Regions from separate parts of the Homo sapiens genome. Here region 1 is linked to region 2. Evidence: read pairs that join two places in POLR2A ChIA-PET (ENCODE). Cell type or tissue: PC-9. All regions are shown on one strand. Each heading gives the region's core, and the rest is flanking DNA. Links, peaks and the distances in the headings are about the cores only. Region 1 has its middle 87 kb from the start of SNORA88. Region 2 has its middle 23 kb from the start of RCN1.

Region 1 (16,569 bases), core at 4,804-7,303, 120 kb after region 2:
TGTCAGGCACCGTGTTAAGAGATTATTATAAACATTATTCCAGCTAGACCTCACAAGGAAAGACTCATTCATTCCTTTAAACAAATGAGGAAACTGAGGCAGAGAAAGGCTAAATACCTTGGTTCACACTAGTTATACTAGTTATAGAGCAGGGACCAGACACATTTCTCTGGTTTCAGCCCAAGCTCTTTAACAGCTAAGTGGTGCTGCTTCCTACAGGTAAAAAAAAAAAAAAAAAAAAGCTGAGTTGCTTTTACTTATTTAAAAGCAGACTTGCTCTTTGCTGCCATGTGAAATTAAAATATAGATCTAATCCTTGCTTTTCATTTGAAAAGAATTTTTTAAGGCAACTCTTAATTAAATCAATAACAGGCTACTTGCCCTCCTTCCAAAATGCCAGGTTGGGCTGGTGGGGTAAAGAGAGACCTAAAATAAGCCTGTCCTGAGTCACCCTAGAATGGCTGTAGGTAGTGGCAGACCTGGAAAGTCTAGTAAGAGCCACTAGTTAATCACGTAAGACAAATCCGTGTTCCTTCTTCCAGTGACTGAAGGACAGCGGGCAGGGATGCTATGAGGAGCTGCTGCAGAGAAAGGGACAGGACACCAGGCAGCCTCCCTCCACAGGAAGGTCATCTGCCTGCTTGCTCTTAGCTCCAGTCCTACCCTTCCATGATCTGCTTTTATTTTAGGGGCACTAGGATCCCCCCAAGCCCCCTTGCTAGCTAGCTTCTGATTTGGTCCTAGCAGTGGGAGGCACTGGGGACGTTTGGAAGGCAAGAAGAGGGGAAGGAAGGACTCTTCCTTATTCCAGCTCTGTCAGAAATCCTCCAGCAGCAGTCAGCTATGGGCGCCAGCTTCCCCGGCAGCTCATAACAGCCTCCTCCATCCCAGCCCCAGCACTTAGCATCCCCTCCTCATTCCCAGCACTGACTCAGCACAGCCCTTCCTCCAGGGTCCCAGCACCCACCCAGGATCCCATTCTCTGAAGTTCTGGGCTCTGGTAATATTATGTTCTCTCTGTTGTTCCCCCAGCACTAAAAGTAAGGTTTTCTGCAGTTGCCAATCTCTGTATTATATCACTGTCTTTTTGTTTGCTCTTTGAGTTCTTCCAATAACTGTGTTGCCAAATCTCTGTATTCAACTCCTTCTGTTTGAAAGACCTAGAGAAGTTTCTGTTTTCTTGACTGGACCCCAGCTGACATGCTCCATGTGTATGTCCACAGCTGTTAGAAAAGATATTTCCAGGTCTTTCACTTCACTGACTCCTCCCTCACCATCCTGATTGTCCTGTTTGGGGCATACTCCCCTAGCTTTGGTCCTACCTAGTAATAAAGTCTACAGTTTACTGACCACTTATTATGTACTTTGCAAATATTATTACACTTAGTCATTATGCCTAACACAGGGAGCTATACAATATTTTAAAGAAATTAATTAAAAACCCTAAGGCTGGCCGGGCACGGTGGCTCACACCTGTAATCCCAACACTTTGGGAGGCTGAGGTGGGTGGATCACAAGGTCAAGAGATCGAGACCATCCTGGCCAACATGGTGAAACCCCGTCTCTACTAAAAATACAAAAATTAGCTGGGCAGGAGAACCGCTTGAACCCAGGAGGCGGAGGTTGCAGTGAGCCGGGATCGCGCCACTGCACTCCTACGGAGTGAGACTCTGTCTCAAAAAAAAAAAAAAACCCTAACACTGAGGTCACATGGCTATCAAAGAGAATGAGTCGACATAGGAACTGAGGCACCTCTGAAGTAGCCCAAGCACTTCATCTACTCTCCTGCCTCCTCTCTTATCTCTTTTGCAAAGGTCTGTTCTGGGCTCTTTGATCTGTGCTTTCCTACCTCTTTTTTTTTTTTCTGTCTCCTATTCCTTTCTCTCTACTACCTGAGTAAAATGTTTATCTTTTAAGAGGCCCCCTACTTCCTGCCCTCAAAGGGACTAAGTACTGACTACTTGGTACCTGAAGATCGGGATTCTTTTCTACTCCCTCAGACCTTGCTAGTAGTCTAGGCTTATCCCAGTAACCCAGCCATCTCCCATGGCCTAGCCTTTTCTCATTGGCTCAGTCCACTCCCCTTAGCCCTGCCCCCTCCTACTTGTAGATCCTTCTCCAAAAGTGGTCTAGCCTTCCACTATTTGCACGGCAGGGAGATCTGGTGCCAACTCTCCCCTGATGGGGGTGCAGGCCGTGAGAGGTAAAGCATGAGAGAATATGAAAAAGCTTAATAAACATCCTAAGGAAATCTGCTTCAATGGCTATTTAGGAAAGAACTGCAGTTACCGCATCAATGGCTGACATGCAGATACATACATACATACCAGTGAATATTCCAAAACAGTCTATCCTCCTTAGGAGTTTCAAGATTTCCCTGACAATATTTACGTATACTGTTGGCTCATTTGGTGAACTATTTTTGAATAAGTAATGCAAGGGTAAATATCAGTCCCTAACAAAGAGAACTTAAACATAATTTGTAAAACAAACTGATAATGCCAAGTTGCTGGCATCTAGATGCCCATTTTCATTGTTTCAGATTTGCCTATCGAGGCTAAGATGGAAATGGAGAAAACTAACACTGATTTCTTTTAAGGTAGAATAGTTAACAATGACTAAACTTGCACATTTTGTCAAGCACTGCGTTCAGAGCTTCGGGTGCCTTATCCCATTTAATCCTCATAACAATCCAGTGAGGTAGAGTCTAGAATTCTTACCATTTCCATGTTACAGATGAGGCAACTGAGTCTTAGACAGATTAAGAAACTTGTTCCCAGGCATTGCTGGAGAAAGCAGGTGTCACCTGACAGTTTATCTATGGGGGCTGCACCCTTCACCACCACACCACCTGTCTCCCCTCGCTGGCCAGTCCCCCGTTCCCTACTGGCACAGCTTTCTTTTGGCAGTTTGGCCCTGAATACACTTCAGGATAAGTTCCTTCGTTGTGATAAGCAGGGCCCACGATCTCTGACAGCTGTTCCCCGCTCTTCATCATCATCTGAAACAATCAGTAAGCATTAGAGAGTACTTTTCCCTTTACAAAGGTGATAATTAGATAACAAGCTGAGATTAAAGTAATTACAGTTAGACAGCTGGCGAGGCAGCACAGTCATGTTGAAATATTGTTGGTACTTCAGCATCTGGTTCTAATAACAGCATAGGCTAAAGGATTTTACATTAATTACAGAACATAATTTAATATAAACATATTTAATTACAATTGATGAGCGATAAACTGTTCAAGAATGACTTAACCCCTTCCGCATGTCAAAGTGATGGGAACTTGGGGCAGGCTGTGGCCAGTTCCACCGTCTTTCTCCCCTCCCTGCCACGTCCTCCACATCCCCCTGGCACCCCCTCCTGGACAAACCCCCCTCCCCAAAAAGGAATGTTCTAGGAAATGATGTGTGGCTCATTGATTACCCCATGGGTATTTGGCCACCCTTAGAATGCCAGGAGAAAAGGAGGCTACAGGGCACCACAGTCTGTGATGCATCACTGTGGCCCGACCCTCCTCTTCCTCTCATTGCCCGAAATGAGGCAATTCGCCGCTCCTCACCTGCTCTTCCCACACTCTCACACCTTCAAGGGGTGCTAGGTTTGCTTCCAACAGTCCACGAACAACCTATTAAACAGTCTGCAGATCTCATAGAACAAGTTTAAAGGTAAATCCATTTTCTTTATGAAATCATGACTACAAAGTCCCTGGGCACAACAGTCAGGGTATTTTCACAATTTAAGAGCCAGTGTGTAACACCTGGAGATTTCTACCTGTGACAGAGCATTATTCCATCAGGAATTCTTCCTTACCTGCCGCCTAGCCCCATCTCTACCCGCAAAACTGGCAGAAGCTGACCCTGGGTGAAGCAGTTTATAACACGGGATCGCACAGACATGCTCTCCACTGAATAAAGGCCTCAACCACCATTAACTGCACATTGTCTTTCCACAGGCCCCTTTGTGAATGGGAGACATTTGACAGCCACAAAAGCCAAACAGCACTAGCTCTCACTCGTATTGAGGTAACCCAGGAGTCAACCCAAAGAAGCTACAAGGCTGGTCCTTCCTAAGAGAGAGTGAGTAGCCCTGAGTGAGTTAGAAAATTCACTGTCAAGTTGCCCTATGTGACAAATGATGGGAAATTATAAATAACCTCAAATGCTGTTTTTACCTCCTGCTGTGGATTTCAAAGTAGAAAGCATACATTGTCCTAAAAGCTAAACTGAGTGCTGAAAAAGATAGTTTATTATTCACAAGTAAGCAAGTGCAAACTACTTCTACAGAAATTACGGGCAGGTGCACGTAAAGTAAAATTAGTGTGAAGATTCAGGACAAGAGAGAAACAGCCACTTTCAAAGTGAAAGTGGTTTTATACCTATCCTTTAGGAAAAAAAAAGAGTTTAGTTGCTTAACATAGCAAATCTGCAATCTGAGTAAGAATTATAAAGTACTTTTTGTAGATGAAGTGCTCCTGTGGAAGGGAGGAAGAAACAAGAAGGGAAAATAATCAATAATGCATTTGTGTTTTTTTTTTGAGATAGAGTTTCACTCCTGTCACCCAGGCTGGAGTGCAGTGGCACGATCTCAGCTCACTGCAACCTCCACCTCCTGGGTTAAAGCAATTCTCCTGCCTCAGCCTCTGGAGTAGCTGGGATTACAGGAGCCCTCGACCACACCTGGCTTTTAAAAGTTACCACTCTGTCATCCAAATAAAAAACTCTTGTGTGTCAAAGGACACGAGCAAGAAAGTGAACACAAAATGGGAGAAAATATTTATAAATCATATATACGATAAGGGCCTAGTATCCAGAATATACAAAGAACTCTTACAACCCAACAATTAAAAAAAAACAATTTAAAAATAGGCAAAGGATTTGAACAGGCATTTTTCCAAAGAAGATATACCAAAGTCCAATAAGCACATGGAAAGATGCTCACCATCATTAGTCATCAGGGAAATATTACTTCACAAACACCAGAATGGCTATTATCAAAAAGATGATAACAAGTGTTGGTGAGGATATGGAGAAACTGGGACCCTCAGCCATTGCTGGTGGGAATATAAAAGGCACAGTGATATGGTTTGGCTGTGTCCCCACCCAAATCTCATCTTGAATTGCAGCTCCCATAATTCCCATGTGTTGTGGGAGGGACCAGGTGGGAGATATTTGAATCATGGGGACTGTTTCCCCCATACTGTTCTCGTAGTAGTGAGTAAGTCTCACAAGATCTGATGGTTTTATAAGGGGAAACCCTTTTTGCCTGATTTTCATTTTATCTTGCCGCTGCCATGTAAGAAATGCCTTTCACCTTCCACTATGATTGTGAGGCCTCCCCAGCCATGTGGAACTGCACCCATTAAACCTATTTTTCTTTTTTTTTCTTTTTTTTTTTTTTTTTTGAGACGGAGTCTCGCTCTGTCGCCCAGGCTGGAGTGCAGTGGCGGGATCTCGGCTCACCGCAAGCTCCGCCTCCCGGGTTCACGCCATTCTCCTGCCTCAGCCTCCCAAGTAGCTGGGACTACAGGCGCCCGCCACTACGCCCGGCTAATTTTTTGTATTTTTAGTAGAGACGGGGTTTCACCGTTTTAGCCGGGATGGTCTCGATCTCCTGACCTCGTGATCCGCCCGCCTCGGCCTCCCAAAGTGCTATTTTTCTTTATAAATTACCCAGTCTCAGTTATGTCTGTATCAGCAGTACAAAAACAGACTAATACACACAGCTACGGTAGAAAACAGTCCGACAATTCTTCAGAAAGTTCAACAAAGAGTTTAACGTATGACCCAGTAATTCTACCTTCATACCCAAAATTGAAAACATGTCCAGATACAAACTTGTACATGAAATCTTCACAGCAGCATTACTCAGAATAGCCCAAAAGTGAAACAACCCAAATGCCCATCAACTTATGAATGAATAGGCAAAATGTGGCATATTCATACAATGGAATATTATTCAGTCGTATAAAAGAATAAGGTACCAATACATGCTACAACATGGGTGAACCCTGAAAACTTCATGCCAAGTATAATAAGCCAGATACAAAACACTAAATATTATTCCATTTACATGAAATGTCCAGAATCGGCAAATCCAAAGATATAGAAATTAGATTAGTGATTGCCAGGGGATGGGAGGAGAGGGGAATTGAGAGTGGCTGCTAATAGATACAGGTTTTTTTTTGTTGGGGGGGAGGGTAGCGATAGAAATGTTTTGGCATTAGATTGTGGCGATAGTTGTATAGCATTGTGAATATACTAAAAACCACTGAACTGTATACTTTAAAATAGTGAAAATGCTGGATTTTATGCTATATAAATTCTACCTCAAATAAAAACTATCAGTCTGGTTAACTAGAGCTGATTCCCACCAGGGAAACCTGGGAGCCTGTGTAAGGTATGCACCTTAGAATTATCTCCCCCAAGAGGGAAGGAAGGTGGGGTATTTATACACCAGCTCTCATCAGTCAGTAGTCGAAAACTGCTTCTAGGGGCATTCATTCCTCGGAACTTCTGGTCTGCCCATAAAAGGAGCTCTGGTAGCCAGAGAAAGTCCTTAGGCAAAGAAATGTTGCTAATGGCAGTTGACAGACAGGCCAGCATGCCCCCAAAAGAGTACAGGCAAAAAGGCAAAATAGGTTCCTTGCACTGACAGTCTGTGCTACTCTCTCGTTGGGATAAAATAAGAAAGCCCATGTAAAATGCATCAGTGCTAGACACAGAGAAAGCTCTCAATAAATGTGAGTTATTTTTACAGAAGACTCTATAAGGTTAAACAATTTGATCAAAACTTCCCAGCTAAGGCAGGGTAGAGCTAGGGTTTACACAATCTCTATATGACACAATCTTTCATATACAGAATTATATTGACCAAATATACACTAACCAGCCTTGCAAACATACCTATCAAATGGCAATCATGTCATCATGGCATCCAGAGGATATAATAAACATCTTTATATCTTTGCTCTCTCTCTCCTCCCCCTTGTGTGCCCTCTGTGGCGGAAGCAGCTGCTTTTCCCACAAAAAGGCCTCGAGGGTTGATGTTAATGTCTGCTCAAGTTGCACAGGGGCTGAACATTATGTGGTCTATTGTGTAGGTGCTTATTTGAGATTCAAAGCCTACACATTTGCTGACAATTTAGTGCAAAGGACCAAGACATATGAACACCTGAGACTGCAGGAGCAACAGGGCGGCGCGTTTTTCACTCACGTGTCAGTTTGCTGTTCTCCTCTGGAAGGGTCTGATATTCACATGGCTCAACAAAAGAGGTGCACTAGCAGAGGAAAACTGGGGGAACCTCTTCCCGGAATTCCCTACATGAACTCCCAACCAAGGGCATGTCAGAGAGTCAAAGAGAGGGGCTGGAGCTGCAGAACTTGAGCGACCTGATGAGGTAGAGGCTGATAATCGTGTCGAAGTAGCTGTAGTACACGGCGTTGTTGACGTGGCCATACTGGTCATTGTCCTGCCACCTTGTCTGGATGGGCAAGAAGTACCCATAGGCCTCGTGGTGCCAATGGTAGGCCTCAACTGTCTGGTCCTTTGATGATGTAACCAAGGAATGGGCATTCTTAGGAAGGAGCTTTGAATCCCAATAGGTCATAGTGATTGCAGCTTTGGAAAATACCTTCAAGAAAAAAAGCAACAATGGATAAGAATGTTCTTCTGAAATCTTGATTTTAGTCTAACAAAAGTAACTGCATTAAATGTTGGCTACTGGCTTCAAAAGTAAATTCTTTTTTTCTAGAAAGTAAATCTTCCCTTATAATCTAAGACCTTGGTCATAAACTTACTTTCTAAAATGACTCTTTCCTAAAAAGGTGTTGGTACACACTGCCAGAAACAGGGGAAGTCTTTGTTTGAATCTGACTAGTGGGGAATAAAGTATGTTTGTATGGAGGTCTTTTATTCCACAAAGTATTTTACTTTTTATTATTTATTTTTATTTATTTATTTATTTGAAACAGGGTCTCACTCTCGCCCAGGCTGTAGTGCAGTGGTGCGATCCCGGCTCACTGCAGCTTTCCAGGCTCAGGTGATCCACCCGCCTCAACCTCCCAAGTAGCTGAGAATACAGGCTTATGCCACCGCACCTGGCCCATCAAGTATTTTCAAGGTGAGTACTGTTTCTGATGAAATCTGTAAAACTACTAAGAGTATAAAAATAGACTCAGGCCACCAGTATAAAATATAATGTTTGCCAGTAAACATCAATGGGGCCTATCAACTATATGTTTTGTGTGTGTGTGTGTGTGTGTGTGTGTGTGTATTAATTTTTTTTTAGAAAAAAGTCATTCCCTATGGAAAAGTTTTGTGTTTTTTGTTTGTTTGTTTTTTTGAGACAGAGTTTCGTTCTTGTTGCCCAAGCTGGAGTGCAGTGGCGCGATCTCGGCTCACCACAACCTCCGCCTCCCAGGTTCAAGCAATTCTCCTGCCTCATCCTCCTGAGCAGCTGGGACTACAGGCATGCACCACCATGCCCAGCTAGTTTTGTATTTTTAGTAGAGATGGGGTTTCTCCACGTTGGTGAGGCTGGTCTTGAACACCCGAACTCAGGTGATCCGCCCTCCTCGGCCTCCCAAAGTGCTGGGATTACAGGTGTGAGCCAGCGTGCCCGGCCTAGAAAAGTTTTTAAATATGCTTAAACATAAGGAAGAAAATCCAACAACAATACAATACCCATTATTAACACTTTCATGTGCATTGCTCTAGTCTGTATATACATTTTTAAATGGGGTCATACTGTATGTGTTGTTTTATAATCTCTTTACTTAACAATGGATCACTAATATATTGAAATATTCTTCTACATCATTTGCAACATTGAATTTTATTATATTCCATGGCATTGAAGAGCCACAAGTTATTAAGTCCCCAATTGTTGCATATTTAAGGTTTTTATTCTGATTTTGGTCATGGGATGAAAATCTTTTTAAATGTATCTTCACATATATTCACCATTATTTTCTTAGGATAAATTCCTAGCAGCAGAATTGCTGAGTCAACGGGCAAGTGAATTGTTACGGCTTTTGATATAAATGAATGCCCTCCAGAAAGGCAGTACCAATGTATCCCCTCCCCACCAATGTACAAGCAAGCCAATTTCCTTGTCAATTTTAAAATGCTTTGTCAATTTGACTGTGTTCTCTCATTTCCATAGAAATTTAATAAAATGTGCTAAGTGAAAAGATGACTGACACTACTAGCTATGATGGAATAACTAGTATCAGAACAACCTCTTTGTTTGAGAACAACTCTCAAAGCTGGATAAAATGTAAAAGAAGTGCTGTTGGAAGGTATCAGGAAATAATCAAGGCAGTAGGACTTCACAGGCTGCAGCCCTGGGGACAGTGACACCCAGAGGTGAGCTTTGCAATTGCCTCTGCTCTGTCTCCTTGGGGTATTTGTCAATTCATCGTGTAAGGAATAAAGGCTGAAGAGACAGCAGAAACTTAGAGCTTGTGGTGGGTCTTGCTGTGCTGGGAGAGAAGAAAAAATTGAATGGCCAACATCCTGGAGAAGAGTGAGCTGCAGACAAGTGAGCCCAATAATGCAACTTCCCCTCAAGGTATCTGCTGACTCCTCAGCTGCACCTGCTCAGAATGGGACAGAGAAACCGACAGAAAGCAACTGCAACAAGGCAAAAAACCTAAGAAGAAAATAGGAGTCTTAGAGTGCTGAGGATGATTAAAAAAAAAAAAAAAAGAAAAATTCGCTTTCAGTGCTGCAGAGGAGGAATGCCAAAACCTCAGACTTTCAGCTGGGACCTGAGAAGCACTACTCCTTTAGAGTGAAGACAGACCTGACATTGACCAGCCTGAGCAAGGTTATCTATCCATATCACCTGTCAGCCAAATTATCTCCAGAGGAAAATAACATCTTTACAGCCTCTGCGACATTTTATTAGAAAGTCTGGCATTCAATTGAAAACTACAAAGTCAGGCCGGGCACGGTGACTCACACCTGTGGATCCCAGGGCTTTGCAAGGCCAAGGCAGGAGGATTGCTTGAAGTCAAGAATTTAAGACCAGTCTAAGCACCATAGCAAGAACCTGTCTCTACAAAAAAAAAAAAATTATTTTAATTAGCCAGGCATGGTGGTATGTGCATGTAGTCCTAGCTACTCAGGAGGCTGTGGCAGGAGGATCGCTTAAGCCCAGGAGTTTGAGGCTGCAGTGAGCTGTGACTGTACCACTGCACTCCAGCCTAGGCAATAGAACAAGGCCTTGTCTCTAAAAACAACAACAACAAAAACACTAAGACTTACCAGGAAATTGGTACAAATGACGAAAACCCAAAAGAATTTTTTAAAAAGACAATAAAAATAGTCCCAAACACTCAGACTTCAAAATAACAATGATCAAAATGCATCTCAGATAAAGGCCTGATATCCATTCTGGATACATAAAGAACTCTAAAACAGGGAGGAAAAGACCAAAATTCCAGTTGAAAAATAAAAGTCACAAACACACAACTCACAAAGGTTTTACCATTCTCTTTAAACATATGAAAAGATGGACAACTTCACTCACAGTAAGAGAAATGCAAATTATAACTATGCTGAGATACCATTTCTCAATTAATAGATTGAGTAAAAATTATAAAGCCTGGCCAGGCGCAGTGGCTCACACCTGTAATCTCGGCCTTTTAGGAGACTGAGACGGGTGGATCACTTGAAGACCTTGTCTCTACAAGAGATACAAAATATTTAGCCACATATGGTGCCTGAGGTCCCAGCTACGAGGGAGGCTGACATGAAAGGATTGCCTAAGCCCAGGAGGTAGAGGCTGCAGTGAGCCATGATCACACTACTGCACTCCAGCCTGGAACACAGAGTGAAATCTTATCTCAAAAAAAAAAAAAAAAGAGAGAGATACTCATATCATGCATTGTTGGTAGGAATGGAATGTCCCCACCATTAAGGGGGAAAATGGAAATCAGATAATATCTAACAAAACCACAAGTGAGTTTACCCCCTGACTCACATCTAAGAATTTACCTTGAAGATATACCTGCAGCAATACAAGAATACCTATGGACAAGGTATATGCCTCTTTCTGATGAAAAAATATTGGGAACAAACATACATAGGAGATTGGTTGAATAGACTATGTTCCACTCACACAATGGAGGACTAAGCAGCTATAAATAAAAACTTAAAAAGAGCATATATAGTATGCTATTTTTTGTAAGAAAGAAAAGAAGATAATATAAATGTATTTATTTATATTTACAAAAAGAAAATCAGGAAGATTAAACATGAAACTAATGAGGGTATGTTAACAAAATGGATGTGATGAAGAAGGGAGAGTGACACTCCTCTGAATGTACGTTTTTGTGTGATTTGGGGTTTTGGAACCACGTTAATGTTTTATGTACACAAAATGATGATGATGATGATGATGTGATGATGATGATGATGTTAAATTAATAACAATGGGGAGGGAGAAACCTAAAATGGAACATAAAGAGATATATAACTGTTTTCAAATGAATACCATAGTCACACTGAAGGGAAGAAAATAACTATTGAAAACTATATCCCCTTAGCCTAAAGTCAAAAAGATTTGTTAACAAATATTGAACACAGGTTAATAGATAGGTGGGGGTTTTTTAATAGTGGCAGGATTAGCAATTCTAAATCTGTTTTCTTATATGATCTAAATCTGAATCTAAGTCTGGGCAAACAAGTAAATACAATGAGGATAGTGTGAGCCAAGTTTCTCACCTGGAGAAGGTACTCACAAGTATAGAAAGTAGAAAGACTGAAATGAACCTTCTGGTGTTAGATTGGATTTGGTAATTTCAATATGAACTCATGGATTAAAGAGAGATAGAGAGAGACAGAGAGGTTTCCTAGCCTTGTTGAGCCTAGACACAATGGCACTCCAGTAGCAAAACAAGCACACTTAATGACCAGATTTTAATTTTTAAATACCATTCTTCACAAAAAGGAATCAGGACTTCTTGAAGAAATGACTGGCTCCAGTGTTGGGGCAGATAAAGTAAAAGATGATCCTGGAACATCATGTCATGCCAGAAAGTAAAGAAATGCTCAAACAACAATGGGGTATGCCAAACTTTCACAAGAGCCCACTAAATGTAGGCTCCCAATGGCTGCATCTGGAACATTTGAACATCAAACTTAAGAATGAGATCAGTGGATTATAACCCTCTGAATTAAATAAGAATTCCTATGTCTTACTAAAATTAATAAATAGGATAAAAGAAAAGTTACTATTTACATCACTATGCCAAGTAATAAATGTAGAAGGGATCATGGAGTTAGAAAATCTTCATTTTGCAAACATCAGAGTAATAATTGATTCAGTCAGGAATTATCAATGGATGCTAAAATATAGTGGGTAAAAGTTTTGTGAGAAACGCAGTACTTAAACTGTCTCAAAGTATCTCTCCACAAATTATTTACTCATTACAAATGAATAATAGTAACTTTATGGCAGAGCACACTGGCAGGTACTTCCTTACCCAAGTTGTCAAGGTTAATATCACCAATAACTTATCCTATGAATATCATGTGCCTCCCAATATGAGGACACTACTTCTGTGTTATTCCTGCCAAAAATGCATTATCTGAATCTAACTATGATGAAAAAAATCAGACAAATGAAAACTGAGGAACATTCTGCATCCTAACTGTCCCGTACTCTTCAAAAACACCAAGATCATGAAAGACAAATAAAGACTGAAGAACTGTCCCAACTAAGAGTGACTAAACAGATATGACAACTAAATGCAATGCATAATCCTGGACTACATACTGGACATACTGGATAGATGAGGGATAAGGGAGATTATTGGAATAGCTGATAAAATTTGAATTTAGAATATAGATCAGATGATAGTATTATATTAAGGGAAATCAGAATATTTTTTCCCTAAATATGAAGGATCATTGAGCTGAAGACAATTAAGATGCAGGTGAGCTCTTTGCCTTCTCTCTGTTTGGCAGGACAGAGATAAACAAAGACAAAAGGTCTTCTACTCTTCTCCCCCTCCTCACCCCTATCCCACCCAAAGACTGAACATAAATTCTCCTTTAATGCAGGTAACACTTACCAGGTCAGAGATGGTGGCAGGAGAATCTGGGAGCAAACTTTACTCCTTCCCACAGGTTTTCTGCCTTTGAAAGCCTGGGACTGCTTTCCCCTTTTGTCTTGTCACCTCTCTAAAATTTATCGCTGTCTGTTGAAGATCTGATATAAGTCAGGACTCTAAGCCACTACTTTTGAGTTACTTTTCTCCCACACAGCGTGCACTGCATGGGTTAATTTACTTGTTGATTTTTCTTTTGTTAATCTTTTGTTACAAGAGTTTGCCCCAACTATGAACTTATGAGGATGGGGAAAAAATTGTATATACTTCCCTTCAATATCAATACTAAAATTCCTAATTTTGATAGTTGTGCTGTGGTTATAATGAGAGAAATGTATTGTTTTTCATAAATGAAAACTGAAGAATTTAGGAATAAAGAGGCATGATATCTACAACCTCCTGTCAAATGGTTCAGAAAGAAATAATGGAGAGAGGAATACCTGTGCATGGAGGGGGGGAAATTGAGCAAATGAGGAAAAACATTAAAAATTGGTGAATCTAAGTAGAAGATAGACAGTAATTGTTTCTACCATTCCTACAAGTTTTCTTAACCTTGAAATTACAAAAATATTAAAAGTTACCCCCAAAAGCTGCCATTAATGTGTTTAAGAAAACATAAACATTTGATAATTTTGCCAGAGCACTGGAATCTATGAAATACAATCATTATAGTAGATTAAAAGATAGTTTCAGAGTAGATCAGTCACAGTAGAAGACAGAATTAACTAGAAGTCTGTCTAAATATTCATAGTGAGGCACAGAGAGATTAAAAATTTTAAAATACAAAATAAAGCATAAGACACATACAGGAAACCACTTTAGAAAATACAACATAATTGGTATAATTAAATTTCTGGATAGGCAGAAGAGAAAAAATAGGTAAGAAACAATGTTTGAAGCGATATTGGCAGAGAATTTCCCAAAACTTGACATGAAAATTCTTCCCAAGATATAAAACCACAGATTTAAGAATCATTATGAACCCAAGCTGGACAAACTAAAGAAAACCAAACATGGCCAGGCACAGTGGCTCATGTCTGAAATCCCAGAACTTTGGGAGGCCAAGGCAGGAAGATCACCTGAGGCCAGGAGTTTGAGACCAGCCTGTGAAACATAGTGAGAGCCCATCTCTGTAAAAAAAAAAAAAAAATTAGCCAGGAGTGCTGGCACATGCCTGTAGTTCCAGCTACTCAGGAGGCTGAGGTGAGAGGACCGCTTGAGTCCAGGAGGTTTGAGGCAGCAATGAGCTATGATCACACCACTACACTCCAGCCTGAGTGACAGAGCGAGACCGTCACCCAGAAACAAAAGAAAGAAAAAGCCAAACATAACAAAACTGCTAAAAACCAAAGACAAAAAAAAAAATCTTGAATTAAGCAAAGTAAAAAGAAAAGACCTTCAAAGCAATAACAAGAATCTGACTTATTCCATGGAAACAACAGAAGACAGAAGACCACAGAATGACATCTTTAAAGTGCTTAAATACTTGCAAAGCTAGAATTCTACATGCAGAGAAAAATATCCTTCAAAAATTAAAGCAAAGTGGTTATTTTCAGATGAATGAAAAACCTGAAAAAATGAATTCATCTCAAGCAGAACTACACTAAAGGAAATGCCGAAGGGAGCTCTTTAGGCAGAAGGAAAATGATCCTTAACGAAAGAATAGTAATGCAGAAAAGAATGAAGAGCAATGGAAAAGTAGGCAAGTGGGTAAATTTAAATTAATACTGACAGTTGAAAGCAATAATGATAATATCTTACGGGGTTTAAAATACAGACAGAATTAAAATGTCCCTCAAGAGTAGCAGGAAAAACAGGACGGTAAATTCAGTTACAGTGTTGTAAGGTCCTTGCATTTTTCAGCAAGTAATAACAACCTTAATTTAAGGTTGACTAAGACAAATCAAGGATGCATGTTGTAACCTCTAGGATAGTCACCAAAATAATGTAGAAAGAACATATAATTAACAGAGGGAGAACAAAGTAATAAAAAAAATTTTCAATCCCAAAGAAGGCAATATATGAGGTGAATGGAGCAAAAACATGACACAAACATAAAACAAAGTGTAAGTAAGAGAATTTGACTAAAAATAGCAATAATTCCATCATTATCAAATATTCCAAATAAAGGGCAAAGATTGTCAGAAAGGAATTTTTTTAAACCCAACTATGTGCCACTTATAAGAGACCACAGCTTATTAAATATAAGGATGCAGAAAAGTCGGGAGTAAAAGGGTAGACACCATACAAATGTTAGCAAGAAAAAAAGCTGGTATAGATATACTAATGGAAGACAAAATAGATGTTAAGGCAAAAAATATTACTACATCTAAAAGAGAGATGTTGATCAAGATAAATGATCAATTCAACATGAAGTTCTTATAACATAGCAGAAAATACATATGAAACAAAAACTAACAAAAATAAAAGGTGTAATAGATGAATTCCCGGTCACAGTGGGCAGCTTTAACACACCTCTCTCAGCTGAAAGAACATGCAGAAAATAAAATATAGAAAATTAGAACAATATAACACAACATCCAACAGTTGTGGAATATGCATTATTTTCCATCACATTTAGAACAGTTACCAAAATAAAATACATATTGGGCCAAAAGCAAGTCTAAACAAATTTCAAAGAATTAAAATCAAACACAGTATGTTCCCACAGTGGAATTAATCTAAAAACCAACAGCAAAAAAGAATTTAATCCCCAAATGCCTGAAAATCAATCAATATAGCCATGCTATTTGTCCCCTCCAAATTTCACATTGAAATTTGATCCCCTATGTTGGAGGTGGAGCCTAATGGGAGGTGTTCAGGTCATGTGGTCAGATCCCTCATGAATGGCTTGGTGCCCTCCTTGAGATAATGAGTGAGTTCTTGTTCTATTAGCACCCCATTAGTTCCCTCTAGAGCTGGTTTTTAAAAAGAGTCTGACACCTCCCTCCCCTCTCTCTCTTGCTCTCTCACCAAGCGATCTCTGCACACATCAGCTCCCCTTCCCTTTCTGCCATGAGTGGAAGTAGCCTGTAGCCCTCACCAAAAGCACATGCTGGCTCCATGATTCTTGTACAGCCTGCGATCCATGAACCAAATAAACCTCTTTTCTTTACAAATTACCCAGCTCAGGTATTCCTTTATAGCAACACAAACAGATGAAGATGTAAATAATCTATGAACTAAATAAGAAATTAAAATGAAAATAAGAAAAAAATTTTAAACAATGATAATGAAAATATGAGTATAAAAACTTATAGAATGCAGTTAATCTGCGCTCAGAGAACACATAATGGTTGAATAAAAATCTAAGGATGGAAATCAATGATCTAAGGCTCAATCTCAAGCAAGAAGCCTGAAAGAAAATAGCAAATTAAACTCAAAGGAAGTATAAAAGAGCAATGATAAGGATCAGGACAAAAATCAATGAAATAGAAAAAATATATTT
Region 2 (16,569 bases), core at 1,221-3,720:
TATTTGTATTCATTTCCATGCCTTCTGTCCAAATTGCCACAAAGTGGGGGATTTACAGTGACAGAAACTTACACGGTTCTGGAGGCCAGGGTCTGAAGTCAAGGTGTCAGCAGGGCTGCTCTGCCTCTGAAGGCACTAGGGAAAATGCCTCCTTGCTTCTTCCAGCTTCTGGTGACTCCTTGGAGTTCCTTAGCTTGTGGCTACATCACTCCACTGCGTCATCTCTGCCTCTGTCTTCACAAGGCCTTCCTCTCCTTTCTCTGTGTCTCCCCTTGGTGTGTCTTTTATAAGCACACTTGTCATTTGATTTAGAGCCCACTTGGATTATCTAAGATGGTCTCATCTTGAGGTGCATAATTACATCATCCCTTTTTCCAAGTAAGATCACATTCACAGGTTCTGGGGGTTAGCAGGTGGATATATCTTTTGGTGGGGGGCCTTCATTCAAGCTAACCTACTACACCACTTGACATTATATTGTTTGGACATTGCTTGTCTCTCCCAAGCTAGAATATAAACCATGAGACCAGCAGTCTCGTTTTCTGATTTACTGCTGTTTCCCGGGACTGCGAACAGTAGAGTCTATTAGCAATAAATGCTCAGGAATTATTTGCTGAATGAATGAGAGGCTGATGGCTTTAATCAAAGGGAATATCTCTCAGGGAAAAAAATTCTGTAAAAAATATTAAAATAGCTAACAATTGCTAAATGGGAACTTTGAGCGATTTGCCCAAGATTCCACAATGATTAAATGGCAAGGCAAGACATCAACTCCAGGTGTTCCTGGCTCCAAAGTTCTCTTCCATTTAGCTTTAAGTTTTGCTGCTCCAAATCTCAAAATTTCATATGTTTTCTCTTTATTTCTTTGCTCATCCACAGCATATGATTATGTGGTAAGGAAATGAGAATAACTCCGCTTTACTAGAAATAAGCATATGGCTTTTTTTTTAAAGCAATGAGAAGCTGTTTTTTAAAAAATGAGAAAATAATATTGTGTAACCTAATTATAAGCATAACAATTTAAAAGGTGATGACATTATTTTTCACCTCCAAAAAGGAATATAGTTGATTTATTATTGTATGTAGTAAGACATTAAATATATTTGGAGCATTAACTTTTTCCTTTCAAGTCAGTGCACATTGGAAGACTAACCCTGAACGATACTAGAGCTTCTGGGGCTGAATTTAACACTAAAGAATGAAAACCTTAGCTAGGGGCAAAACTGTTAACATGGTGATTTGTAAAACCTTAGATTTCTAATAAGGTCTGACTGTTTCAAGGAAAACATATTTTGTTTCTAGGTAACATTTCAAGTCTGATTATGAACAAATGCTACAAAATTGATCTGTAATGGGAAATACTGTAATGTCACAAAGCATTATTTAATGCTTAATGTGACTGAAAGCATTAATTGCTAGGAGCCATTGTCTGTCCAAGCAAAACACAAACACACATTTTACACTCCGCGTCTCTTACTGTAGGTTTTCGAATGAATAAAAGTGTCACAAAAATGTAGTTAGAAAATCTGCCATACCTGAAGGTTTTCTTCACCTGTTTGGAATATGGTAGTTGTTCCCTTATTAGCAAATGCGTGAGTCGTATCTTCTCAGAAGTCCCCAGCAAACAGTTGCTGTGTGGCTGCTTGTTAGCAGCTCAGCTAAAATGTCTCGTGGGGTGAGGTAGTGAGTGGTTGACGGGATTTTTTTTTTTTCCTTCTAGATTTATTTTGTCACTTTCATAATGAAATCTCAGGTTTCTCCAAGAACGTGCAGTTGAGATTTGGCTGTCTCTGAAGTACTGAAATGAGTTTATAGCACTAGAATTCCCACTAAAAACCAATGAGTGGCATAACGTTCATCACTTTGGCTCACACTGAAGTATTAAAAGTCTGAGTACTGGCTGGAAACCTTGTGTCATCAGTAAACTCATGAGATTTACATGAACTTGGGGCTATTTCCAAAGAAACCATCCCCATCCTCAATTCTGGTCAGTCCCAGGGTCCATGGCTGGGGATACATACCCTAGGTGTAATGCGTCGCACCACCCCATGTGCTTTTAGTACCTCTATAATTTTTCTCATGTAAAATAGAAAATGGAGTCTGATTCTCCCACAGAAGTCCATCAAAGAAAATGGCTGTAAGGATTGGCTACCTTCTACCTCAAAGGTGTTTGTGTAGTGAGCACTTAAGCATTTCATTGCTCCTAGGATAAACACTAATAGCTCTGTACCAGGAACTATACCAAGCACATACATACATTTCTTTCTCATGTAACCCTCACAGCAGCCCTTGAGATTGGTACTTGTAGGAAAGAGGAGAAGCCAGGTTATGTTGCAGTAACAGACAATGCTAACATCTCAGTGGTTTAAAGCAACAGAGGTATAATCTTTGCTTTTGCAAAGCCAGCTGTGGCCTGGCCAGTTGTCTGTGGTGTGGGGTCTCAGCAAGATATCTCCACAAGCAACCATATCCACTGGAGACCCCACACAGGCAATCCACTGCTGCCACCTAAAAGTGGCCCCTGTCACTCATGCTCACTGACATTGGTCAGTCAAAGCAAGTCATGTGGCCACTTCTAACTTCAAGGGAGCAGGAGAGTGTGATCCTACTGCTGAAAGCACTGGTGAGCAGCATCTGTGGTTACCACAGTGGATTCCCATCTTACAAATCAGGGAACTAGAAAGGGAAGTAATGCCCAAAGCCACCCAACTCACATATGAGATGACTGTATAATTGATTGTCCAGACAAGGACACCTTTGCCAATGAAAGGGAGGAGTTTTAATCAATATCTCCCTGAATCCTGGACAACCTGCTCTGCTCACTTTGGGACTAGTAAAGACTCATTCCACTCCTTGTCTCACTATGTTCTTCCCCAAGGGTTGAGAAGTCCATGGGCCAAAAAATTTTGCCCATTCAGAGCCAGTGCCTCCTGCTTCTAGACCATGCTCCAAGTCCCCAGATGACTCCAGAACTCTCTGCCCAAATGACCCCAAGTCTCTTCCAAAGCCTGGGTCAGCCTCTTCCCCAGGTATATCTTCCAAAGGGCAGGCAACATGGTGGGTAAGCCCACCTCTAGTCCCAAAGGATGGCCAACGGGCAGCTGTTGGGGGGTGGACTTGATGTAAACCTGCAGGCTGCGGTGTTCACACACACTGCTATGGTTTGAATCTATGAATCACCCAAAATTCATTTGCTGAAACTTAAGACCCAAGGCAATGACATTGTAAACAAAAAAGTATGCGTCAGGTCTCAATCAATTTAGAAGTTTATTTTGCCAAGGTTAAGGACATGCCTGGGAGGAAAAAACAAAACAAAACACAGAATCAAAGAAACAGCCTGTGGTCTGTGCTTTTCTCCAAGGATGATTTCGAGGGCTTCAATATTTAAAGGGAGAAAGAGGCTGCAGGGGAAAGAGTGAGATAGGATATGGAAATCCACAGGTTGCAAGGAAAAAAGAGCAGGTAGGGGAATAGTGAATTATGTATTCGTCTCCTGCTCAGTAAATCGGTACTTTACATACAGTAAGGGGAATATAAAGTAGCTACCTGTGGAAATACTTAACTTTTATCGGTAGGTATCTGCTCAGGAGCAAAAGGAAAGGGAGCTTCTTGCATGACTCAGCTTTCGGCTTAACTTTCCCTTGTGGCAGAGCGAATTGGGATCCCAAGTTTTTATTTTCCTCTCACAGTATTAAGAGGTGGGGCTTTTAGGAGGTGATTAGTTCATGAGGGCAGGGCCCTCATGAATAGGATTAGTGCCTCTATAAAAGGGCTCAAGAGAACTAGCTAGGCCTCCTTTTTGCCCTTCTGCCATGTGAGGACCCAGCAACAAGGCACCATCTTGGAAGCGGGGAGAAGCCTTCACTAGATACCAAACCTACCAGGGCTCTGATCTTGCACTTTCTAGCCTACAAAGCTGTGAGAAATAAATTTCTATTCTTTATAAATGACCCAGTCTAAGGTATTTTGTTACAGCAACAAAAACAGACTAACAGACACACCTACATGGAGCCCATTGGTAGGAAGAACAATAATAGAGTGACCTCCATTTTTTATTCCCATGATGGGGCCCACAAGTATTAGGGGATGGCCTGCCATGATGCTAGGGCAACCAGGATCGTCTTGGGTAAACAGAGACATGTGGTTCCCCTACTTAGAAATGGCAGATAAGGCCGAGCGCAGTGGCTCAAGCCTGCAATCCCAGTTCTTTGGGAGGCTGAGGTGGGCAGATCATGAGGTCAGGAGTTCAAGACCAGCCTGGCCAACATGGCGAAACCCCATCTCTATTAAAGATACAAAAAATTAGCCCGGCGTGATGGTGCACACCTGCAATCCCAGCTACTCAGGAGGCTGAGGCAGGAGAATCGCTTGAACCCAGGAGGTGGAGGTTTCAGTGAGCCAAGATCACGGCACTGCACTCCAGCCCAGGTGGGTGACAGTGCGAGACTCTGTGTCAAAAATAAATAAATAAATAAATAAATAAATAAATAAATGGCAGATAAGGGATACAAATACAGGTCTCTCTGTTAATCACTCCACTATACTGCCTCTGATTCAGGAGCCTCTTAGTGGAACCAACAGGGCTATCACCACAATTTTTAAAACTGGTGGGAGGGCATGGTGTCATTTGAAAATTCAGGACTACTGTGATGAGATGCAGAGTTGGTAGCATGGAAAGACGGGTCCAAAGTCCTGGTTGAATTCGAGTTCTAACTCTGCCACTCAGAAGTGCTGTGATCTTGGCAGGTTACCCTCCTCCTGAAGAGCCTGTTCTGTTTTAAAGTGGGGATCATCATCATAATACCTAGCTCCCAGAGTAGCTCTGCAAATGAGGTGAGATAATGCATGTGCAAGGAGTTCGAGGACTGGGAAGTGACACACACATAAAAGGATTGCTCTCTGTTGACCCTCCTGAGCAGGTCAAGTGCCAGAGTTCAGGTAATCAATGCCTGCAAACACCAGGCTGCTGTTTAATCATCTTTTCATGCTTTAGAATTATTCCTGTGAAGCATTTTTAAAACCCCCAAATCAATCTATTACTAGGTTGAACTAAATGGCCTCAATGACAAAGGAATAGCACTTCGCAATTGTTTTTATTATGGTGAGGGTATTCCAAAGATATTTATAAGTGGCAGGGATTTGGAACTCAATTCCATAGCAGATGGAGAGTCTCCATACATGCAAAAAGCATTCAAGAATCCAGATGGAAAAGGTCACTGGGGATTATGTTTTCCAAATCAGGAAACTGAGGCCCAGGGAGATTAAACCCATGGTTTTCCCTGTGGCACTGAGGTGGAGACAGACCTTGGACTAGAACCTGACTCAGCTGTCTTCTTTAAAACCTCAACTTTCTCATCTGGAAAATGGTGATAATAACACCTGTTGTATAGAACAGTCATGATGATTGATTGAAGCAATGACCGTAAAGCATTCTGTGTCTTCAGCATTCAGCAAATGGCAGCCATTTTTATTATGACCCTCAAGTATGGTCCTTATGTATTTCAGCATCAAAGATTTATTTTATTCATAGTTACCTCTAGACTGCAATCCATGGCATGAGTGACTGATTGAGGTTATGGATTTAACAGAAAAGTGTCAAAGGTTTATTGGTTGGTTGTTGTAAACATGTAAAGAAAGCTGGCTTTACTGCACTGAAGTTTACATCTTCTGTAAAAGGGAGGTCTGAACAGTACCTACCTCATAAGGTGACTGCAAGGGCTCAGAGAGGAAAGCCCTTAGCCCCAAGCCTTGATGCAAGAAGGCACTTGATCAATGGAGCTAGATGACTCTGTTATAAAAAATATTAATGAATTGACAGTCATTTTAAGGTCAAAAATATATGCAAAAGAATCAAAAGAAATTGTCTAGAGAATAACCTAAACTTTATTTTATGACATACACAATTCCATGTACAGTATGTGTGATTCATATGGAAGCTGTCCTCATCAGCTGCAGGAGGCCCCTCTGGAAGTCTTCTGGAAGGCTTGTTGGCTTGCCGGTGGCTGGATTCACAAAGACTTAAACTGAAGAACCAGTGGTACAGGACAGAGCATCAAACTGTGCCAGCAGGGGATGGCCAAAGAAAAAGGCATCACTGAGGTCACGGTGATCTACGGAGGGCAGCTCCTCAGTGGGCTTAGGTGGAAATAGAGCAAGGAGGTAATGCACACTGGAGTGACTAACTTTCTCCACAACCAAGGCAGCCACTGGGATCTAAGGAAACCTGATAGGTGTGTGGTAGATACACCAATTGGCCACCCTGAACCCCAGCATGGAGGATGACTGCAAGCTAGTTTTCAGGCCACAGTACCTAGAAGATTAGATCACAATGCTTATTCTGGGGCACCATGATGCTGTCTCCCAGCCCAAAGGCAGCCTGTTTCAGTAGCAGAGGGCTCTAGCCTCAAAGGACCTTGGTCCAAATCCCAGCTCTGCCACTTAACCAAATTACCTTTGGCAAATTACTTAACTTCCCTGTACCTTTGTTTCTTTTTATTTTATTTATTTTTTATTTTACAGTGCTCTGCATGTTCAGAGAAATCTCTAGTAATGAACTATAGAATGATCCCTTAAAATATAGTCTATCTCAGTCTCTACAACAATCTAACATCATAACCTACCTCATAGGCTGATTGTGAGAATTAAATGACGAGTGTATACCATTTAATATATTAACAGTTCCTAGACAGGGTAAGTTCTTATTAAACATTGGCTATTATTAATACATGCAATTCCTTTTAATGGCAAAAACCACAATGACTTTTGCACCAACCTAATACTTACGTCCCTCTTGTTCTCTTGCTTCTCACAATGAAAAGTCAGGTGCTTTTATGCTAAATGAGAAGGGAAACTCATTTATTAGAGATAAGTTATTGTGTCTCTTATTTCTGCTGCTAGATATTAATCTCAAAGAACAGGGGCTGGGTCTTGTTCACTTTTTAAGTTTGTCTAATAGGAACAAGGTGACACTTGAGATAAAATTTGGAGGCTGAACAGAATCGGAAATAAAAAGCATCGAGACATGTTGTCTTACTGTCTTCTCCTCTTGACAAAAATTAACATTGACTATGAGAGTTCATTGTGAAGGAAGAATTACGGCTTGTATAAAGTTTGACTACAAAGTTATTCATTGATGCATTGTTCATGGAGGGAAAACAGAAACAAGCTACAAGTTTCTGCTCAGGGAGGGCACCCACCAAGAGTGTCATGTGGCCAGCCCCCCTCAGGGTACACCACGGTCACCCATGGTGCCATGAGATACGTCCACCGACTGACGTGGAAAGATGTTCAATGGAAAAGATCAGGTTACAGAACAGCATGTTCTACCCCACGTGATCTCACTCATTATACAAGAACATGTTGGTTTATGTACATATTGCCTAGAAAAAACGTTGAAAAGCTAGGCTGCAAAATGTTTTCAGTAGTTATCTAGCAGTGGAATTGTGGATAATTTTTTTTCTTCTTTTTGCTTACTTGAATCTTCCCAAATGAACATAATTTGCCTTTGAAATAAGAGAACATGTTATTTTTTCAATGGCTGAATGTAATTTTTTTTAAAAGAAGCACTAGAGGGATGAGCAGTGGGATAAATGAGGCTCCTTCTTCCTTCTGCCAACGTCCTGCCCCCACTTCCCTGCTTTAGAAGTCTTCCTCATGAGTACTGTGAGAGTGCTGCTGTAACAAAATACCATAGCCCAGGGGGTGCTTATCAACAACAGAAGTTTATTTCCCGCAGTTCTGGAGACTGGGAAGGTCAAGAACAAGGCGCCAGCAGGTGGGTGTCTGGGGTGTGCCTGCCTCCTGGTTCACAGATGGCTGTCTTTTTACTGAGTGCTCACATGGCAGAAGAAGGTGAGAGAGTTTTCTGGGATCCCTTATAAAGGTGCTATTAGGTTGGTGCGTAAGTAATTGCGGTTTTTGCCATTGCTTTTAATTCACATGGAAGCTGGGCTCATCAGCTCATCATACATTACTTTTAATGGCAAAGACTGCAATTACTTTTGCACCAACCTAATAATTCTACTCATAAAAGCTCTGTCCTCAGAACCTAATCATCTCCCAAAGGACTCACCTCTGAAGATGAGGTTTCAACTATGAATGGGGAGTGGGGACAAACATTTAGTCTAGGGCAGAGGGAAAGGGGAAAGGTGAAAAGAAAAGGCTTGCTTAATTTTCAGCATGACTCCAAGATCCAGTGAAAATCAAAATCACTTGCTTTTATTTCCCTTACCTTTCTTTTCTATTCTCTGCCACTGTTTTCCTCTTGGACAGTAAAGAAATCGTGCCTCTTCCCACTAGGAGAGCAATATTTCATGAGCAGCCTGTTTTCTGTGTGAGCCCAATTATATTTTTAAATAATTGAATTGCATTTAAACAATGCAGTCTACTGAACACCTGGTATGTGTCAGGACGGTGCTAGGTGCTTTACATTTTATACTCAGTTTGCAAAACAACCCTGCAAAGCAGGTCGCAGTTTCTCCATTCTACAGGGAAGAAAATAAAGCAAAGAGGTGGAATAAGTTTCCCAAAGACATGCATGCAGTAACTGGTGGACTTGGACCCAAACTTTGGGCTCTCTTGATGCAAAGTTCTCATTTTCTCCCCCATTCTGGATCTCTAGATGGAGAAAACAAAATCTACATTTCAGTCTAGTGGATGAACTGCATTTTTTTAAGTGGTTCCGGGACTTTGAAACAGTGTCATCGCATTTAGGCAATATGCCCCATGTTTGGAAGTTCATGCCCTGATTTGGTTGGCAGTAACAATAGGCTCCTGAGTGAGAATGTTCCCCCTTGATTCTTTTCTTTTAGGTTTTAATTTTTATTAAAGTTTATATATATGTGTCTACTTTTAAAAATTCAAATAGTTGTTCAAGTCTTATCACACACACATACAAAAAACACTTTTCTGGCTGGTTATACATTTGGTTATAGTCTAGGTCAGTAAGTTCTTAGAATGAGTGAATTCATTCAAAATCTCTATTGCACACCTGCTCTTAGTTAAATGCTGAGGACACATCTTTGGGCAGCCTTTCCTCAGGAGTTCTCAATAAAGGATCTGGGTAGCATCAGCTCCCGTTTTCTCCTCTGGCAAGAAGTAGATGCCAGCTGTGTTACTTTCTGCTTGCAGAGGAAAGAAAAATCGGGCTGCCCCCTTCCACTCTTTGCTTCTTCTTTTTCTCGTCTCCTTTTCTTCCTTTCCTCCACAAACATTTATTGTGCACCTACTACATTCCAAGCATGTGGTGGGCATGGAAGAGACAGCAGTGAACAAGCTAGGTGGTAAAGATCTCTGCCCACATATAGCCTTCGTCTAGACAGGAAGCAATCACTGGATGCGATTATGATGCATTGTGATGAACGCAATGCTGGGAAAAGCACAGGGATTCTGCAGGATCTAGCAGGGGCCTGACTTGGTCTAGGAAGTCCAGGCAGACCTTCTAAGAAGGGACAGCTAAGCTGAGACAGGACGAGCATGTAGGAGCTATCCCAGTGAACAGTAGGGGGAAGAGTCTTCCTGGAAGAGAAATGCGTGTGAGGGCCCAGAGGCCAGAGAGAGACTGTGGCACATCCCAGAGATAACAGAAGTCCCAGATGGCTTCTGTACATATTGCCTAGAAAAAACGTTGAGATCCTTCCCAGGAGCCAGGCTGGGAAGGATCTGTTAAAGAATTTGGATTTTATCCTGGGGCAATGGGAAGTCAATAAATGGGTTGTATGCATGGGAGAGCAAGATCCAGTTTAGTAAAATGGTCTGTTTAGTAAACTAAATGATTATGTTTAGTAAAAAGATCTGTGGCTTCAAATTGAACAGTGGGTTACAATAGAAACAGCAATATCTGCAGGGAGAGCAGTTAGGCCTCTACCACAGTCCTGGCAAAGACAATGGTGGCTTGGACTAGAAGAGATGGAAAAAACTGGATGGATTCAGGCGAGATTTTACAGAAGGTCTGGGGATACACTAGAGTGAAGGAGAGGAAGGAGCCCAGGATGACTTCCGGTCTCAGGCATCTTGCTGATGATTTCATTGGTGGAGGGGAGGCTTGGGGTGAAGATGAGGAGGGAGTCAAGTTGAAGTGAACTTTTGGCTGGGCACAGTGGCTTTGAGCAGAGGGCCAAGCACTTTGGGCAGATGGCTTGAGCCCAGGAGTTCGAGACCAGCCTGGGCAACATGACGAGATCTGTCTCTACAAAAAAAAAACAACCAGAAATTAGCTGGGTAGTCCCAGTTACTTGGGAGGCTGAGGTGGGAGGATCAATTGAGCCTGGGAGGTCAAGGAGGCAGTGAGCTGTGATTGTGCCACTGGACTCCAGCCTAGGTGATACAGAGAGACCCTGTCTCAAAAAAAAAAAAAAAAAATGAAGTGACATTTTGAAGAGGCTGAGCTGGGTGCCTGTGAGATTCTAAGAAGAGGTGAGCATCAGGAATAATAATGTCACTAACTCACATTTATTTAGCCCTGTACTATATGTACTACAGGCCAGGCCTTCCTTTAAGCACACAAACTGGATGATCTCACCAGGAGGTAATTGGATAGATGGGCCTGAAGATCAGAAGAGAGGTTTGGGCTGGAGACGGGAGTTGAGAGACTGAATTAGGTCTAAACTCAGGGTCCGGACAGGCAATGTAAAGAGTTGAAGCTGGCTGGGTGTGACCCAGTTGTTGTGGTGGGCCTGTGGTGCACTGGCCAGCAAATACCAGTCTGACACCAGACACCAGACAGATTCAGACTTTAAAAAATACTGGGCAGAGTGAATAAAACTCAGTGTGGCCTGCCCTGTGGGCCTTGTGGTTTGCCTTGTGAGCCTCCAGTTTGTGACTTCTGAGATAGATGGCCATCAAACCATGAGGGAGAAAGACACTGCCCAGGAGAGAAGATAGGAGGGGATGATGAACTTGAGGCCAGAGTTTCAGCCTTCTACACAGAAAATTGGCTCTGAATATAAGTTCCCAGTGGGTTTCCTGGGATATAACAAGTGACTGATAAAGTGTCTGATTCTGATGCTGCCTAATTGTCATAGGAAGCGAATTCTTATCTTCATGCTTTCTTATCCCTGATTTAGTGTACGCTAGAATAAGGGAATGTTAGGGTTGAAAGACAGATGCCTTGGGGATCATCTGGGACAGGGGCTTTCTACACTGACATGGATCAGAATCTCCTAGGGAAACAGGCAAACCTACAGATCCCAGCATCATCCTCCCAGGCCTTCAGAATCAACCCACATGGAGGGGTCCAGGCATCCTTATTTTTACAACCTCCCCAGGTGATTCTGATGTACACACATGAGCATAAGACATTCTTGTCTAGCGCTACCCCCTCAGATAGGGAAACAGCTTAGAGAGATGAAATCAGTTGCTCACAGTCACACAGCCAGAAAGGGGCAGGATTGGGGCCCACCATAGTGATTCACATCTATAATCCCAGCACTTTGGGAGGCCGAGGTGGGAGAGTAGCTTGAGCCCAGGAGTTTGAGACCAGCCTGAGCAACAGGGCGAGACCCCATCTCTACAAAAAAAATTTAAAAATTAGCCTAGCATGTGCCTGTAGTCCCAGCTACTCAGGAGGCTGAAGCAGGAGGATCACTTGAGCCCACGAGTTGAAGGTTGCAGTAAGCTATGATCACCCCACTGAGCTCTAGCCAGGGTGACTGAGCAAGACTCTATCGAAGGAAGGAAAGAAGGAAGGAAGGAAAGAAGGAAGGAAGGAAGGCAGAAAGGAAGGAAGGAAGGAAGGAAGGAAGGAAGGAAGGAAGGAAGGAAGGAAGGAAGAAAGAAAGGAAGGAAGGAAAGGAGGGAGGGAGGGAGGGAAAGAAGAGAGAGAGAAAAAGAAAAAGAGAAAGAAAAAGAGAGAAAGACAGGTGAGGTCTACGCTCTGGATCTCCTGCCAGCCCCTTCAGCTGGGTTCATTAACCTTCCCACCCCCAGACTCAACCCCAGCCCAAACTTGAGGACCAATGAGTCTCCGAGGCAACCATGGCTCAGAATCAGACCAGCAGTGCCCATGATCCCAGCCTGACTTTGTATCTAGCTCCAACAATGGGACTTGGTCTTATCTTCTCCCCTTTCCCCAAGTTCCCGCCTCCTTCCTTGCATCCATAACTAGGTTCTGCCTGGACCCCTGAGCTGAAGCCCTGCTTTGGTGCCTTCTGAAGCCCTGGGTCCCTCTGGAGCAGGAAGTGTGCACATGAGGGACCCAGTGCTCCTGGGTCTGTGTGAGGACACAGTCCTGCCTCCTCCTGAGGTCAGGAGAGAAAGTGCCTGTCAGGTTGTAGGAAGCCAGTGGGCAGATGGCACAGGTATGCCTTTCAGAGGGGTGAGGCTATTTTTGTCACTCACTATAAATAGCATAGAAAGGGCCATGGCTTGTGGTCAGTTACCTGGAATATCAGGGCAGGATTCTGGCAGGAAGTCCACTCCCACACTCCCCTCAAATCAGAATAAACACGGGCTTGGCCACATGAACCTGAGACTGTGCAGAGTCCTCAAGGAGCATCGCACGGGCAGCTGAAGGGCAATTCAGGCCTTGGGACCCCACACAAAGAAGCCTCTGACTGTGTGGTGGTAGCAGATTATGTGGTTACAAGGATAAATACCCACATTAAGAAATAGAGGCTGGGTATGGTGGCTCATGCCTGTAATCCCAGCGCTTTGAGAGGCTGAGGTGGGAGGATCACTTGAGCCCAGGAGTTCAAGGCTGCAGTGAGTCATGATTGTGTCACTGCACTCAAGCCTGGATGACACAATGAAACATTGTCTCTAAAAAAAGTTCTTTAAAGAAAAAAAATAAAAAGAAATAGAAAATACCTTAAATGGGAACACGTATAAATTTAAAAGATTAAGATGAAACTAGCACTTAAGAATGTACTCTGTGTATCTTTATGAAAATAATTTATCTTCAATCAAGCCTATTTTAATATTGTCATCACAGAATTATTCAGGTATATAGGGCCCAGGAAGACTAATAGAAATAAATGACATACCAACCATTTCTATTACTGTCATCATGCAGTACAGAATACTGTCTAAAAGCTTAATTAAGGTCATTAGATCTGAATTTGATTCATGGCCCTGCTGCTGTGTGATCTCAATAAGTCACTCAATGTCCCAGAGCCTCAGTTTTTCTTATCTCTTTTTTTTTTCCTTTTTTCTTTTCTTTTTTCTTTTCTTTTTTGAGACGGAGTTTTGCTCTTTTGCCCAGGCTGGAGTAAAGTTGCGCAATCTCAGCTCACTCTAACCTCCACCCCTTGGGTTCAAGCGATTCTCCTGCCTGAGCCTCCCAAGTAGCTGGGATTACAGGTGCCTGCCACCACGCCTGGCTAATCTTTGTATTTTTAGTAGAGATGAGGTTTCGCCATGTTGGCCAGGCTGGTCTTGAACTCCTGACCTCAGGTGATCCACCTGCCTTAGCCTCCCAAAGTGCTAGGATTACAAGCTTGAGCCACCGTGCTCGGCCAGTTTTTCTTATCTGTAAAATGGAAATAATAACACAGACTTGATTGGATTTTTGTGGCAATGAAATAAGACAATGCATATTTTTTATGTCCTGGCTAATTTCTGGACCCTAAAGATTTTTGTGGTTATTGTTGTCGTTTGCTTGTTTTTCAAAATTTGCAAATGGTTTTGGTCTCTATGGGTGGAGACCTACATTTACCTTTGGGCCAGACTTTTCCCTTATTTAAGAAGACTGCTTATATCAGGACCCTGGTAACCACCTAGGGTGTGGATAGTGGTGATTGTCAATGAAGGCCACTGTGTTATTCCTTCAGGTGGTGTCCAGTGTCACAGACATCAAAACCAGGGAGCCGGGCAAGAGGGAAAGACCCAGAGGGATGAGAGGTGGCAACTGTTACACTGTAGAAACCTCCAGGAAAAGCTGAGGGATGCTTCAAAGGGGAGAGAGGACCTGTTCAGCCATTGAGCCAGAGGAAGATTAAGCCAATGAAATTTGCATAGTAAATATTATAGAACGTAACTAATTTTTACTGCATTGTCATAACAGGAATTTACTCAAGAGGTACAACAGAAATCTTGCTTGGTCTCTTGGTGGCAATGATTCAAGCATAATCAATTAGTGGAGCTAAGATCTCCTCAACTCCTCAACAGAAACTGGTAAATCAATCTAGACTTCGACTTAAATTTTACCATTTTAACTGATGTAGTTTGGATGTCTGTCCCCTCCAAATATCACGCTGAAATGTGACCCCCAAAGTTGGAGACTGGGCTTAATGGGAGGTGTCTGGGTCATGAGGCGGATCCCTCATGAATTTCCCACAGTAATGAGTGAGTTCTCAGTCTATTAGTTCACACGAAAGCTGGTTGTTTAAAGAGCCTGGCACCTCTTGCTCTATCTTCTTGCTCCCTCTCTTGCCATGTGATGCCTGCTTCCCCTTCACCTTCCACCATGAATGAAAGTTTCCTGAGATCCTCACCAGAAGCAGATGCTGGCACCATGCTTCTTGTACAGCCTGCAAAACCATGAGCCAAATAAACCTCTTTTATTTAAAAAATTACCCAGTCTCAGGTATTCCTTTAGAGCAATGCAAAATGGACTAATACATTAACATTATCCTTGGGTTTGGTGCTGGTGATACCACCATGATAAAAGGTTCTCTTCTCTTGACCCTACACTAATCAAAGAGAGACAATATTGAATACTCCATCACAAATTAAATGTGAGTGTTCTGCAGGAAGTTTATATACATTTGGCTCTCCGTATCTGCCATTTCTGCATCTTCAGATTCAACCAACTTCAAATAGAATATATCCAGGAAAAAAAAAAGAAGAAAAAAATTAAAATAATAAAAATTTTTAAAAACAGTATAATTATTTTTGTAGCATTTACATTATATTAGGTATGATAAGTAACCTAGGGATGATTTAAAATACACACGAGGATCTGCATAGGTTATATGCAAATACTGTGGCATTTTATATCAGGCACTTGAGCGCCCTTGGATTTTGGTGTCCACAGGGCATCCTGGAACCAATCCGCTGCTGAAACTGAGGGACAACTGTATATGGTTGTATGAAATGCAATAACAAAAGAGCCTAACCTAGACAGAGGTAGGTGGGAGCAAAGAGCTTCTGAGAAACCGAAACCAGTGAGGCCCTGTGGCTAGACCACAGGACTGGAAGGGAGCAAGATAGCAGATGAGGCAGGAGCAGGTGGCTGGGCCAAATCACATAGGAACTGGATTTTATCCTAAGACAGCGGGAAGCTATTCTGTTCTGGGGAGGGAGTGGCATGACCATCTTTTTATTTCAAGATCAGCACTCTAGGAAATGGATTAGTGAAGTCATATGTAGGGGCAGAGACACCTGTTAGGAGACTATTGAAATATTGAGAACTGAGCTGAGTGGCAACAATGGAAATGAAAGTTGTGGCTTCCAGAGATATTCAGGGAAGGGCTTAAAGGACAGATACCTGGACCTTTCCTGGCTTACTGGCTTCCAGCTCTCACCAAGGTCAGTATTTGGTAGCAATGGCACCTATAGCAAAACCAGGTGCCTCCACCAACTCCTTCCAGGCTTTGAGGTTATTGATGAAACTTAGGGTTCTTCACCATAAAGAAACACCATACTCCCTGGGTAGATTTCTGCCTCAGTTACCTATTATTCTGCATGGCTATACCTGTGAACTGGTCCCATTTTCTATTTACGTATAACTTTAGGTCTAGGTTTTTCAAGTACTTCCAAACCTAGAGGAGATGACCCCATAGATAAATAAATTTATTTGAAACATATAAACTGTTTTGCTTCCAAAAATATTGGAGGTAAGACAAAAATGGGAAGGAATGTTTTCTGACAATCTCATATTTTGAAGAACCATGACCTGGAGAATACTGAGTTTTTCCTTTGTTTAGCTTTATGTTGCTTCTTAGTATATTTGGCTTTATTTTAAAGGACAAATGCTGTAGGTAATAAGAAAAATTTCTCAGAACTCAACTCTAGCAAGATGCGAGGTTGAGCAAATATCAAAATAAGCCTTTACCCCATGCTATGTTTATCTTGCCACTTGGCAATATACTAATATTAAAAATGATATTTCCAAACAAAGTTGCCTAGCTCTAAATCTAAGAAGCAAATATAACGAGCTGGCAAGAGTTCAAATTAGGAAAAAGCCTAGACCCACTTGGCTGCAGATCACTGCTACTTCACATTTCAATGTGCATGCATTGGGCTCCCAAAGTGAGGAAAATAAAAATAATGAAAATCATCTACTGTCAGAGAGAACAATTTCTTTGCCACAGTGTTCTCACAGGAAGTTCATTGTGGTAAATGAGTGTCAAAATGACAAGAAAATCCAACATGTCTCAAGAAGCACAATATATAACAAGCAAAAAATTCTAAATCAGTGTTCAGAAATTGAATGTTAAAGGAACTAATGAAAAATTCAAGACAAAAAAAATGATGGATGTGAAACAAATGCATTAAAACATTTTGAGTAAAAATAAGAAGACCGTGACATTATGCTCAATTAACAGGAAAATACAATCTTAAAGGGTAAATGTGGTAGATAATGATCTGCTTTTTCAGACATCAAGAAGTGGAATCAACCATTAAAGATGG

The links. ChIA-PET counts read pairs that join two places held together with the same protein. Peaks named below come from ENCODE experiments on the same cell type or tissue, not always from the same donor. Only the 100,000 strongest peaks of a DNase experiment are listed, where the experiment ranks them.
Region 1: POLR2A ChIA-PET joins it to region 2 with 5 read pairs; 6 of 35 experiments call an interaction of 5 or more read pairs at or near these places.

The regions. Positions count from the first base shown.
Region 1 is chr11:32,222,729-32,239,297 of GRCh38, forward strand. No RefSeq gene overlaps it. Among named protein-coding and RNA genes, the nearest start is that of SNORA88, 87 kb to the left of the region's middle. In PC-9, for the core only: no CTCF peak of the experiment used is centred there; no DNase peak of the experiment used is centred there.
Region 2 is chr11:32,106,119-32,122,687 of GRCh38, forward strand. It overlaps the pseudogene THEM7P. Among named protein-coding and RNA genes, the nearest start is that of RCN1, 23 kb to the left of the region's middle. RefSeq lists an enhancer at 1-146. In PC-9, for the core only: no CTCF peak of the experiment used is centred there; DNase peaks (open chromatin) are centred at 2,713, 3,223 and 3,663; H3K4me3 peaks cover 460 bases; H3K27ac peaks cover 1,300 bases.